Linked DNA regions of Homo sapiens: region 2 is linked to region 1. A link is a contact called in ENCODE Hi-C data. All regions are on one chromosome and are shown on one strand. The core of a region is the stretch at or near the end of the contact, and the rest is flanking DNA. Distances in the headings are between cores, read along the strand shown. Region 1 overlaps XYLT1 (xylosyltransferase 1). Region 2 has its middle 59 kb from the start of XYLT1.

Region 1 (6,317 bases), core at 2,613-5,112:
CAAAGTTCAGCCAGAAAGTGATGGAGAACAGGAGCTTTTGAAATGGGGGTTTGTGGAGGTTTTCTGTTGTGTGGCGGGGAAACTTGCTGATAACAAGGAAAGAGAAGGGCCCCAGAATGACACTTAGGATATGTCTGAAGAGAGAAAACGAAGATGTCCATCAGGGCAGTAGCTCTTCTGGCTTACTCCCTGCCCTTTAGACATTTCTAGAAACTTCTAGAAAATGGGCTTAGGGACAGAATTTAAATTTATGTTCTTGGAGCATGGGAGTCGTCAATAGATGTTTCTGTCTGTTGGAGGGAGAAAAAAATTGGCTCCTGTACCTGACTCAGCTCAAAGGAAGAAAGGAGATCAGGTTAGCTCCTGGATTAATCGGGATGAGTTAGACCATGCTACAGTAACACAGATCCCCCAAATCTCAGTGACTCAAAGCAGCAGGGGTCAATTTCTGCACACTGAGGGTTGGTAGAGTCTCTACTCCACATGGGCCTCACTCAGGGATGCATGACCTCCACCAGCAGGAGTGTGGCTGGATATTGTGGTATCCAGGGAATGACACCTTATGGGTTCCAGTCACTGCTCTTGGCCATAGCATGTTTCCTGTCTGTGCCTAATATACAAGGGATAGGGACATACAATCCTAACACATCCCTAGAAGGAATGGAACAGAAATGATTTTTCATAGCTTTATTGAATGCCACCCCTGCCCCATCAGCTCCATCCCGACAGACGCTAATATGAGCAAAGATGGTGATACCCATTATTCCACTGCAGGGGAACTGAATGCTTCTTGATTTACTTCTCAGCAAAACACAAGAGGCGTGATACAATAGCAGATTTTAGAATCAGGCAGATGCAAGTTCGCTGCCTCCCCAACATGAATTTGTGCAAATTACTCGACATCCCCAACCTTATTTTCCACCCTTTTCTGTAAGGTGGGCGAACAGTAGTGCCTACGTTGGAAATTATTTCCAGGAGTTAAGTGAGGTACTGCATCCAAGGGCTTAGCATGGCACCTAGCACGTGATCCATAGTGAAGAATGTATCACAACAAGCGTTGGCTCCTCGTTCTATAAAATGGCAAGATAAATACATCCAATTGTCAGTACCCTATAAGTAATACCTGTGAATAACTTACTGTGGTGCCTGGCTCATGGTAAGAGCTCAGAAAATGCGCCTGAGAGGCTGCTTGGGACTCTTCAAGGGCCTCTGGATAGAAAAAAAGGGAAAAGAGGAACATCAGCAGGTTTTGTTTAGGTTACAAGAATAAAGATGTACTCTAGGTACCAACTGAAGGGGATTTTTTTTGTAGGTATCTGTGGAGAATAAGAAAGACCAGAAGCAGAAGGCCCTCATTTATAGGTCAGGATATAAAAGCAGTTCCTGTGTACAACCAGTAGCCGCCCTGTGACCCAATATGGACTGGTCAGCTGTTTTTTTCTTGGTTCTTTTTCCTTCTTCCTACCTTGTTACCTCCCAGCTCCTGCAGCCTCAGACTCCACGTGCTTCGTGGCTGCTGCTTACTGTCTCTATATGACTTCCTGCAACACAATAGGCCACTAGCCAGCCTGAAGATTGCAATTTGGAGGTCACACACCTCTAGCAGATTCATTTAGCTGGGTGGGAGGGGCCAGATCTTGTGGTTCAGTGTCAGCTTGCAGTACTTAAGGGTTTTGGGTGATGGGTGTAATAAGGATCATACAATTTCTTGGAAGTGGATCATGTCCCTGGTAGCCCAGAGTGTGGGGTCTGTGATCTGCCTGGTTTGAATTCCAGCTTCACCGCCAACTAGCTGGGTGACCCTGGGCAAGTCACTTGTTCATGGGTGCTTAGTTTCCCATCTGCAAAATGAAAGTCATAGCAGTACTCAGCTTACAGAATGGCCACAAGGTGTCTTAGTGTCAGAGCCTCCAACAAATAGGAGAAATTCGTGCTTACTGCTAGGAGCAATGGAGCAGAGGCTAGAGGAGCATCTTTTTTTTTTTTTTTTTTTTTTGAGAGCCAGTTTCACTCTCCCCCCAGGCTGGAATACATTGGTGCAATCTCAGCTCACTGCAACCTCCGCCTCCCAGGTTCAAGCAATTCTCCTGCCTCAGATTTCTGAGTTAGCTGAGACTACAGGTGTGCACCACCACCCCTAGCTATTTTTTGTGTGTGTGTGTTATTGGTAGAGATGGGGTTTTGCCATGTTGACCAGGCTGGTCTCAAACTCCTCACCTCAAGTGATTCACCTGCCTCGGCCTCCCAAAGTACTGGGATTACAGGTGTGAGCCACCACGCCCAGTCCTAGGGGCACCTTCTTCTCCAGGCCATCACTAAGTCGTATATGGATGGTGAGGACAGAAGCAACTAACCCAGTCCCAGAGGAGGAGGCCTTTTAACTCACACTCCAGCAGAGCAGGGGTCTGCATACATTTTCTTAAAGGGCTGGATAGAAATATTTTAAGCTTTTCAGACCAGAAAGTTTCTATTGCAACTATTCACTCTGCTATTGTATCAGGAAAGCAGCCATGGACAATACACAAATGGACAGGTATGGCTGTGTTTCAATAAAACTTTATTTATAAAAAACACAGGCAGTTGTTTGCTGACCTGCTGGGGTGGGAGCCTTGCTGAGGGTCAGCTGCTCTTGGGTACCCCTGCAGATCCGCTGTTCAGGCCCCGACACCTTTTTCCTTGGGAACTGGTAAGAGGCATATTTCAGCCCTCCTTAAAAGGAGGACTAGCAGGGATGCCGCCCATTGCCCCTGTGTTTCCATAGCAACAAGGGCAGCTATATGGAGCCATTACTCTTCTCTGTGGCTTCAGAGGTCAGGGGCCGTGTTGTAGGACATTGGATATGCTTTCAGATTAAGGCCTTGGGAATGAGCTTTAAGCAGAAGCAACATGTTGCAGAAACAATTTGGGGCATTGGTTGAATGATGCATTTGATCATTCGACTGATCAAAGTAACCAGGACCCATTTACCCATGGAGGAGCTGAGTTTGGGGTCCAGCCCTTCTGGAAACATCCATGCCATGCGTGGTCTCCAGAATGACTCCTGATCTTTGTCTTGACCCCAAATGACTTCATCACTTCTGTTCCATGTACACACATGAAGAGCCAAACTCAAGCACAAGAGTGTCGCAAGTTTGCTTTGCTCCAGGACTTAGTGTAAAGTTTATTCTACAAGGGCTGCATTCCTCTTAAAAAAAAAAAAAAAAAATTGCGGCTGGTTTCTTTCCCACAGAATTTACAACGGCTCAGTCTGATTTCTCTTATGGGCATAGATATATGAGCATGTCCTAAAGGCAATGGAATGTATGTAATATCCTACCAATATTTTTCCCTTTATAACTTTATTATATCATTTCCAGCCCTTAAGTAAACCATCACAGCACTTTCAGCTGGAATTTAAACGGGACGCTGGAACAAAATGTTTGTTACCCAGTGGCAAAGACAGTCAAGGAAAGAAACTGACTTGAAAAGGTGTGGTTAATAAGAAGCATTGAGAATCGTAGTCATGGCACTTTAGAGCTTGAAAAAGCCTTGGTTTCTGGTTGGAACATCTCCTATTTCCAGATGGGGAAACTGAGGTCCAGAGAGAGCCATCTTACCAGAGGTTAAACCAGTAGCAAAAGTAGGATGTGAAACTATGGCCCCGGCTTCCAAGTCCGTATGACTCACTCTTCAAAGGCCAGTCTGCTTAGCATGATCTCTCAGTCAAGTTTCTCTTCTGTTTCTCTCCCCTCTTCTCCAGGATGGCTACTTTTCTCATCGGCCGAAAGAGAAAGTGCGAACAGACAGCAACAACGAGAACTCTGTCCCCAAAGACTTTGAGAATGTCGACAACAGCAACTTCGCACCCAGGACTCAAAAGCAGAAGCACCAGCCTGAGTTGGCGAAGAAGCCACCGAGTAGACAGAAGGAGCTTTTGAAAAGGAAGCTGGAACAGCAGGAGAAAGGAAAAGGACATACATTCCCTGGGAAAGGCCCCGGTGAGGTGCTGCCTCCCGGGGACAGAGCCGCAGCCAACAGCAGCCACGGGAAGGATGTGTCCAGACCGCCTCATGCCAGGAAAACTGGGGGCAGCTCCCCCGAGACCAAGTATGACCAGCCCCCTAAGTGTGACATCTCAGGCAAGGAGGCCATCTCTGCCCTGTCCCGTGCTAAGTCCAAGCACTGCCGCCAGGAGATTGGGGAGACTTACTGCCGCCACAAGTTAGGGCTGCTGATGCCTGAGAAGGTGACTCGGTTCTGCCCCCTCGAGGGTAAGTTCCAACCCCGCTGGCTCAGAGAGGGATCTCCTGGCCACTTCCTCCTCCTGCCCAGCCCCATTCTGCTCACCTTCTCAGACCTTCTGAGAAAGGCCACCCTGTTTTCCAAACCCCAGATGAGCACACGAGATCTGATGTGTTCTAGTACTCCCTGAGTGTTGAAGTCTTGTATCAGAAAAATTTTGCAAAATCAGATTACCTTTTGTAGGTGCTTTAACCCATTGCCTTTATGGCAAAGGATGAAATTATAGTGAAATCGGGAGCTGATGTGATGCTGGCAGGAGCCAAGGGAGCTGTATTGATATGGTTTCGTTTCTCTTTCAGTAGAATATTGGGATTAGAATTGATATGAATATTATTGTAATTGATTATGATTTGAGAGGTTTCTAATTGGTTGCATTAACTTCAGAGGCTCTGTAACTTTCCGTTTTCCTTCATCAAAAGTTTCTTTCCCTCTTCTCTTCTCTTTCTTCCTCATATGTTTCCTGTTTCCCTCCTTCTTTCCTTCTCATTCCTTTATTTTCTTTCTCCCTTTTTCCTCCCTTCCTTCCTCATTTTCTTCCTGGTTTGTTTCTCCCTTTCCTTTTCTTCCCTCTTCTCATTCCCTTCCTTATTTTCCTCTCTTCCCCCTTCCTTCTTTCCTATTTCCTTTCTTCCTTATTTTAATTTTCTTTCTCTCTCCTTTCCTCTTTTCTTCCTATTTTCTTTCTTCCCTTCTACATTCCTTCCTGCTTTCTGTCCTCTTCTTTCCTAATTTTTCTCTCCTCCCTCCCTCCTTTCTTCTTTTCCTTCCTTCATTCTTTACTTCCTTCCTTCCTTCCTTCTTTCCACCTTTCCTTGCTCTTTGCTTTTCCCCTCCCTCTTTCCCTTCACTGGCACTCTTTTATGTGCGGATGACCTGATGATAAACCAGCTCTCTTGCTGAGACACGGAGGGATCCAAGCTCTGATCCAGAAATTCACAGGCAGAGTGGAGGGGCCATCTGAAGATGGGGAGTCCAGTTTCACTAGCGCATGTGCAATCGTGCCATTGATGTGTATTTCTTGGTAGTGATTTTCACCTTCTCTAGTGCCCTTGGAAGGGGAATGACAGCAGCCACAGGGGGCTGCTGAGGCTTCGCTGTGTGCTAGACACCGCACCAGGCTCTGTGCAGTCAATTTGTTTATCACATCCAACACTCTCTGAGGCTGATGCTGATGTCATGAGCCCAATTTTTTTCAGATGAGAGATGTAAAATCCCTCTCCCAAGGTCACATGGCCTTTAAGTGATCTTACAAGCTTACTGTTATGGCAGGAAATTTCGGACCCACTCAGAGTAGAGAGAACCCCAATGTACCATCACCCAGCCACGTGGTCGCTGTTTATTGACTCGTGGTCACTGTTGTTTAGGGCACGCCCCCTTCCCTCCCGCTAGCCCCTGCCACCATAGCTTACGATAATCCAGCCTCTGGGAGCACTCTTAAATTTTACTTTTTTCCTTGGAGAAGATATTCTCAAAATGTTTGTGAATTCGTTTGCTCAGTGGTTTTCTCTGTGGAGAGGGCGGATAGCATCCAAAAGGCACCTTCCCACGAAGAGTTGGTGCCACTAGCAACAAACAGAGAGGAATGCATTTGAAATAAACGGGTGTGGATTTCATTCAAGCTCAGCTACCAGCTAACAGGGAGAGTCCTTTCTGCTCTCAGGGCCTAGATTTCTTATCTGTCCAGGGAGCAGCTTGCATTCTAGGGGTCTTTTTGCTCCACCTTCCCTGGGAGCCTACTTCACTCTTTACTCCTGGCCATCCCTCCTTCTCATTGGGCCACACTGCAAGGCCAGCCCAGCTGTCCCTCACAAAGTGGCCAAAGGTTCACAGTACCCCCTTGTCGCTTCTAAATCCAAATACCAACCCCTGCTTTTGTTATCTCCGAAGGGAAAAGACCCTTAAATGAGCACGGAGGCCAGCAAGGAGGCAACAGAGAGCTCTGGGGGCTCCGATGGGGTTGGGGGCATGTCAGAGTCGAGCTAGATGGAGATTGGGGAGGTGTCAGGGTCAACAGATGCAGCTGGAAGGGATCCACT
Region 2 (6,317 bases), core at 1,542-4,041, 270 kb before region 1:
ACCCTTCAAAGATGAGGAAACTGAGGCTCAGGTTTTTAAAAAATCCTCAAAATCACACAGATGGTAAGCAGTGGTATCAGTTTTCAGGCTTCTACCCATATCTCTCTGGCTCTGAAGCACATGGGTGTAACCACCGTGAGATATTGCTTCTTGTGTTTGTCATATTGTCGTTTTCTTGCTCATAATAGGCTCCAAGTATTCATGGAAAGTTTCCCGTGAGATTTCCTTTCTCACCCCCACGCACCGACACCACTGGTGCAAGACAGCTTAGGAGACAACACTGTCCCTCCTGAAGTCTCCTAAAGGCTCATGCATGTTCTGTAGGTTTCTATGGGTGAGTTTGCTCTGGTTTTTATTTTTTAACAAAGCCATAAATAGTTGATGTGGTGAGGCTGACCACCCAGCCAGCTTCCCTCCACTCTTTGTGGTGGGTTTCACATCCCAATCTCTTAGGGCCAGAAGACATGTTTTAACCTGAAAGAAAATGTCTCAACCACAGAGCTTCTGACATGGGAGGTCCGTTCCTTTACTACGAGGCAGGAGTCAAAGTGAGCAGACGGGAAGGCAGAGAGTTGTGCATATCAGCTGGAACCAAAGTCTCACACTTATGCCCCCAAGCAGGGCTGCATTCCAGACATCTTGTCCTCTTTGGTGGCCAGGAATAGAGAGATAGGGTGGGGTCCATGTCAAGCTTCTGTTTGACAAAAAACAAACCAATTCAGGCTGGTATCAACGAAAAGGAAAAAAAAAGTATTAGAAGTTATTAGTGGCCAGGAGCGGTGGCTTATGCCTATAATCCCAGCACTTTGGGAGGCCGAGACGGGTGGATCATGAAGTCAGGAGATCAAGACCATCCTGGCTAACACAGTGAAACCCCATCTCTACTAAAAATACAAAAACTTAGCCGGGCATGGTGGCAGGTGCCTGTAGTCCTAGATACTTGGGAGGCAGAGGCAGGAGAATCACTTGAACCTGGGAGGCCGAGGTTGCAGTGAGCCAAGATCACACCACTGCACTCCAGCCTGGGTGACAGAGCAAGACTCCAGCTCAAAAAAAAAAAAAAAGGTATTAGTTAGTTCATAAGATCTCTAGGAGGTGGCATAGGGGATGGGACGGTGGCCTCCAAAAAGATATGACCATGTCCTAATCCCTGAAATCTGTAAATGTGGCTTTATTTGGCAAATGGGGTCTTTACAGATGGAAATAATTTAAAGGCCCTGAGATGAGGAAATCATTCTGGATTATCCACGTGAACCCTGAATCCAATGACAAGTGTCCTAAGAGCGAAGCAGAAGTCATTATATGAAATAGACACTTGCACATGCATGTTTATAGCAGCACAGTTCACAATTGCAAAAATATAAAACCAGCCTAAATGCCCATCAACCAACAAGTGGATAAAGAAAATGTGGTATATATAGATACTGTGGAATACTACTCAGCCATAAAGAGGGACAAAATAATGGCACTCACGACAATCTGGATGGAGTTAGAGACCATTATTTTAAATGAAGTAACTCGCGAATGGAAAACCAAATATTGTATGTTCTTACTCATAAGTGGGAGCTAAGCTATGAGGATGCAAAAGCATAGAAATGATACAGTAGACTTTGGGGACTTGGGGGTACATGGGGAGGGGGGTGAGGGATAAAAGACTACACACTGGTTACAGTTACACTACTCAGGTGCACAAAAATCTCAGAAATCACTACTTAAGAACTTTTCTTTCTCTTTCTCTCTCTCTTTTTTTTTTTTTTGGAGACAGAGTCTTGCTCTGTCACCCAGGCTAGGGTGCACTGGCCCAATTTCAGCTTACTGCAACCTCTGCCTCCTGGGTTTCAAGTGATTCTAGTGCCTCAGCCTCCTGAGTAGCTGCGATTACAGGTGCATGCAACCACGCCTGGATATTTTTTTTTTTTTTTTGTATTTTTAGTAGAGATAGGGTTTCACCATGTTGGCCAGGCTGGTCTTGAACTCTTCCCCTCAAGTGATCTGCCCACCTCAGCCTCCCGAAGTGCTGAGATTACAGGCGTGAGCCACCACACCCAGCCCACCACTAAAGAACTTTTCCATGCAACCAAACACTACACGTTTCCCCAAAACTATTGAAATAAAAGTAAATATTTTAAAAAATAAATAAAAATGAGATTTTTTAAAAAGTGAAACAGAAAGAGTCTTAATACCATCAGAAGAGAAGACATAGAGAAGAGAAGGAAGCCTGACCATGCAGGTAGCAATGAGAGTGATGCAGCCAGAATTCAAGGAATGCCAGCAGCCACCAGCAGATGAAGAAGCAAAGAAGGAATTCTCCCCTAGAGCCTCCAGAGGGAAAGCCACCATTGAGGGAAATGCCAGCTTCCATGGTGAAGGCTGGAGCAAGCAAGCTGATTGGTGGAAATGAGGTCACGTGCTTTTACCCTAGCTGCAAGGGAAGCTGGGAAAACTGGTATCAGCTTCTGCAGAGAAAGGTGGGAACAGAGACCAGGAGGATTCCCTCAGCATAGGTAGGTTCTGGGCAGTCAAAAATGAGGAGAGATGTTCTCTAGAGGTGGCTAGCAGAGCACATCTTCATTCTGCACTCTGACTCCTCCTATTAGTTGGAAATAACAGGGAATCCCCTGCTTCTCCAAGTCTAAGCAGCTCTGCAGCCACCTTGCTGGGTGAGCCAGGTCTCAGGTGTCTTGCTCCTGTGTTTCATGAACTATCGGTTTTGCTTGCCCAATTCCATTACCGTAGCAGCTGGGTTTTAGTTTTGGTTTTGTTTTTTTCTGAGTTAACTATTCTTTCGTTGTCAGGGCTTGCATCCTGTTGAAGGCTGCTCAGCAACGCAGGCTGTGTTACATGATGTGGCCTCACCACTCTCCCCAGTATCTCTCCACTGCTCCCTGGGCTTCAGCCGCACTCATTTCTCCCACTGCTTCTGGAATATTCCAGGTACCCTGCTCATCAGGGCTGTCGCTCACTTGCTCCCTTCTGCCTGGAATACACCTCCCTTCCACCTGCTATGACTTACTGCCTCATTTGATTCAGCTCTTTGCCCAAATGTCACCTCTTCCAAATGACTTTTCCCAGCTGCTTGATCTAAAACAGTAGCCCCTTCTCATCACTCTTCATCTTTTACCTGCTTTACTATAAAAGCATTTATCACTAGCTAGTATGAATTATGCATTTATTCGCTTATTTTTTTATTGGGCACTTTCCCCCCGCTAGAACACAAGTTCCATGAAAAGAGAAATCTTTATATTTTGCTTGCTACTGTATCCCTCGTGTCTAGAATAATTCTTGAAATGCAGGAGTTGTTCCGCATGTACTAGCGGAATGCATAAATTATATTGTCACTAATAGTTTAAATATTTCCCCTTTTTAACTAGGATTTAGTCATTTCTAGAAAATGATTCTTTCCATCATTCTGCCTGTCTTCCAGAGCCTAGCAGAGTGTCAAACTCATAATGGGCCACAGGGAATATTTATGGGAGGGATGAGTGAATGGGTGAGCACATTTAGACTCTCGTTAAAACCAAACACTTGGCAATAAAATGCAAGATTCTCAAGTTGCGATTTCTTCTAATGGTATTTCCCAACTTTAAGCTGGCATCCAATACAATCATTTCTGTCTTTCTAGAGCTGTACTCACACATATAGACAGCTTATATGGTTTTGTACGCATGGAATCTTATGCTAGTAAGGAGTGATAAACATTTGTCTACTTTGTATGTTTATTCATTAGCACAATCTCTTCCCCCTCCACCAGACAAGAACTGATGTTGAACACCATTCTGTGGAACAGATAAACAGGGATGGTTTTGGCTGGGGGCCCCGGTCATTGTCCACATCACCTACCCTTGTGTCATCACAACTCTAAGCTCTGGGTCTCTCTGGCAGCTTTGGAAACACCTGTATTGAGAAGAACAAGGAGTGTGTTTGTCTCTTTCAGATTCCACACAAATACCCCTTATTCCCTTTCTCTTCTTTTGTTGGCAATGAAGATTCTAGGGGTGTGTCCAGGCTCAGACAGCCTCACGGGAGGTTGCAAGCCTGGGTAGGGGAATGTGAGCAGAACAACCAAGACAGCCTAGATGGAGATTTCTGTCCTCATGGTTTAATTCCCTGTATTTCCTTTTGGCTCAATCTTGGGCCATTAAAGGAAGAGGCTTCATTATATATATGTGCGTGTGTGTGTCTGTGTGTGTGTATGTTTATTTTTATATGTATATATATAATTTATATATATAATCTGCTATGTACTATGTACTATATTACACATTGTATATACTGTGCCGTGTACTATTAGGTTGGCACAAAAGTAATTGCAGTTTTGCCACTTTTATGAGAAAAAAATGCAATTACTTTCACACCAACCTAGTATATTAGAGCATTATGTGGATCTCCACACATTGGATGGTAGGGATGAGTATCATACCTATTTTACAGATGGAGGAATGAAAGTTTCGAGAGATGATCGTATTTACCTAGGACCGCAAAGAGACAGAGACCTTGAAACTAGATTTGACTGTCAACCTCTACCTACAGAGGAAAGGAGGAGTGATCACTTCTTTCACAATCCATTGGTGTTTTTCACCAATTGCTTTTGAGAGTTCAAGATCCACGACCGGCAGCAGAACTCTCAGCCTCATTGGGCGCCCAGGGGCACTCTGGCAGGTCCCTGGGAAATGGTGCCCCAGCCTCTTGATTTATTGAGATTGCAGCTTGGCTGATGGCTGGCCAGCATGAAGTGCGTGCTGATGAGGAGGTGCCGTGGGCCATGTGGGCCTTGGAGGCTGCTCTGCCTGGGAAGCGGATTTTTTTTTTTCTGTCTCATGATGGATGGTGCTGGGACCTAGCCAGACAGTGTCAATCAATCCACAATTCCTGGGGACCTGCTCTGAGTCAGGCACTGTGCTAGGTGCTGGGGATACCCCAGGTTGTATGACAGCCAAGCCTTGCCAGGTCAGCAAATCGAAGGCTAGTTTTAAGCCCCAACTGCCCCTTTGCTAGATCCCTTCACACAGTGCATATAAGGGCAGCCTTGGTCCCTATTCTCATGGAGCTCCATCAAAAGGTGGAAAAATACACAAGCCTACTGAATATGTCATTTTATAAGTATGATAAGGAGGGCATGGGACTGTATAGATAAAGGAAACTGAGCCAGGTTGGGCAGCATCAGGAAAATCTCTCTAGAAATAATGTTTGCGCAACAATCAGAAAGATGAACAGGAGTAAATAATGTGGGTTGTGTGGATGTAGAAGGGGAGACACATGGGCAGAGGCTGGAATCCAAGCTGTGGGAAGAACTTGTGGGAAGCTGCAGTGTGATACTGAAGGTCCTGAGAGAAGTCTAGTGCAGTGGGGGCCCAGTGAGCAGAGTGGAGCGGTGTGTAACCCGAATAAGACCAGGCCACCTATAGTCCAGTCTTCATAGGACATTGTGCCAGAGAGAAACAAAACCCAGAGCAGAGCTAGGAGGGGTGACATGTGTCTTTCCTGGATGACTCTTAACAATACCAGACTAGGGACTCAGCAGTCAAATCTCCAAAATTTCTTCATCAGCCATTTCTTTCCCAGAGTCCTAAGAGCTGCTGTGGAGGAAACAAGGCTTTGACTGTAAATGGAGGATGGAGGAGGAAGGATGTCTGCATGATTCTCCTCTTTTTTGTTTTCATTATAGCTGAGTATTTTACCAACAAATCAGACCTTTCTTGCTCTTTCAGGATCAATCTGCTAATAACCCTCATGGAGTCTGCATGACAGATTCATTTCTCACCACTTCCTCTTTTCCCCATTGTTTGCAACTATAGCAGTGACAGATTATTTTTAAGTGTTCTTTTCTAACCTTTCTCATTAACTTGACATTGAAGGCAGGGTGCTCAGACCAATGTCCCTTCCCTAAGTTCTGGTTTTCCTCTCCTTCCTGCAGAAGATGAGGGAACTATATACACAGGGCCTTGGCGACTGTGTTATACAGATTGGACTTTTTCTTAAAAACAATAGAAAACCAATACAGGTTTGTATTTTTATTTTATTTTATTTCGAGAAGAAGTTTCGCTCTTGTTGCCCTGGCTGGAGTGCAGGGGCGTGATCTCGGCTCACTGCAACCTCCGCCTCCTGGGTTCAAGCAATTCTCCTGCCTCAGCCTCCCAAGTAGCAGGGATCACAGGCACACACCACCATGCCCGGCCAATTTTTGTATTTTTAGTAGAGACAGGGTTTCGCCATGTTGGCCAGACTGGTCTCAAACTCCTGATCTCAAGTGGTCCCCCCGCCTCGGCCTCCCCAAGTGCTGGGATTACAGGTGTGAGCCACTGCGCCTGACCCAGGGT

The links. A loop is a pair of places that touch in the nucleus more often than their neighbours do. Pooled maps may share reads with other maps.
Region 2: a loop to region 1 is called in a pooled map, with 10 times the contacts of the local background. The contact joins two enhancer-like sites. A Hi-C loop is called at or near these places in 5 of 37 single-sample maps with no recorded cell type and 5 of 50 pooled maps.

Annotation. Positions count from the first base shown.
Region 1 is chr16:17,256,921-17,263,237 of GRCh38, reverse strand. It overlaps XYLT1 (xylosyltransferase 1), which reads left to right. Exons shown (of 12, transcript NM_022166.4): 3 at 3,740-4,250. Among named protein-coding and RNA genes, the nearest start is that of XYLT1, 210 kb to the left of the region's middle. RefSeq lists enhancers at 3,528-3,927, 4,088-4,137. Within about 2 kb of position 3,862, at least 11 of the 41 ENCODE cell types and tissues checked have a DNase peak (open chromatin) inside an H3K27ac peak, as active enhancers do.
Region 2 is chr16:17,526,610-17,532,926 of GRCh38, reverse strand. No RefSeq gene overlaps it. Among named protein-coding and RNA genes, the nearest start is that of XYLT1, 59 kb to the right of the region's middle. RefSeq lists an enhancer at 2,501-2,620. Within about 2 kb of position 2,791, at least 4 of the 41 ENCODE cell types and tissues checked have a DNase peak (open chromatin) inside an H3K27ac peak, as active enhancers do.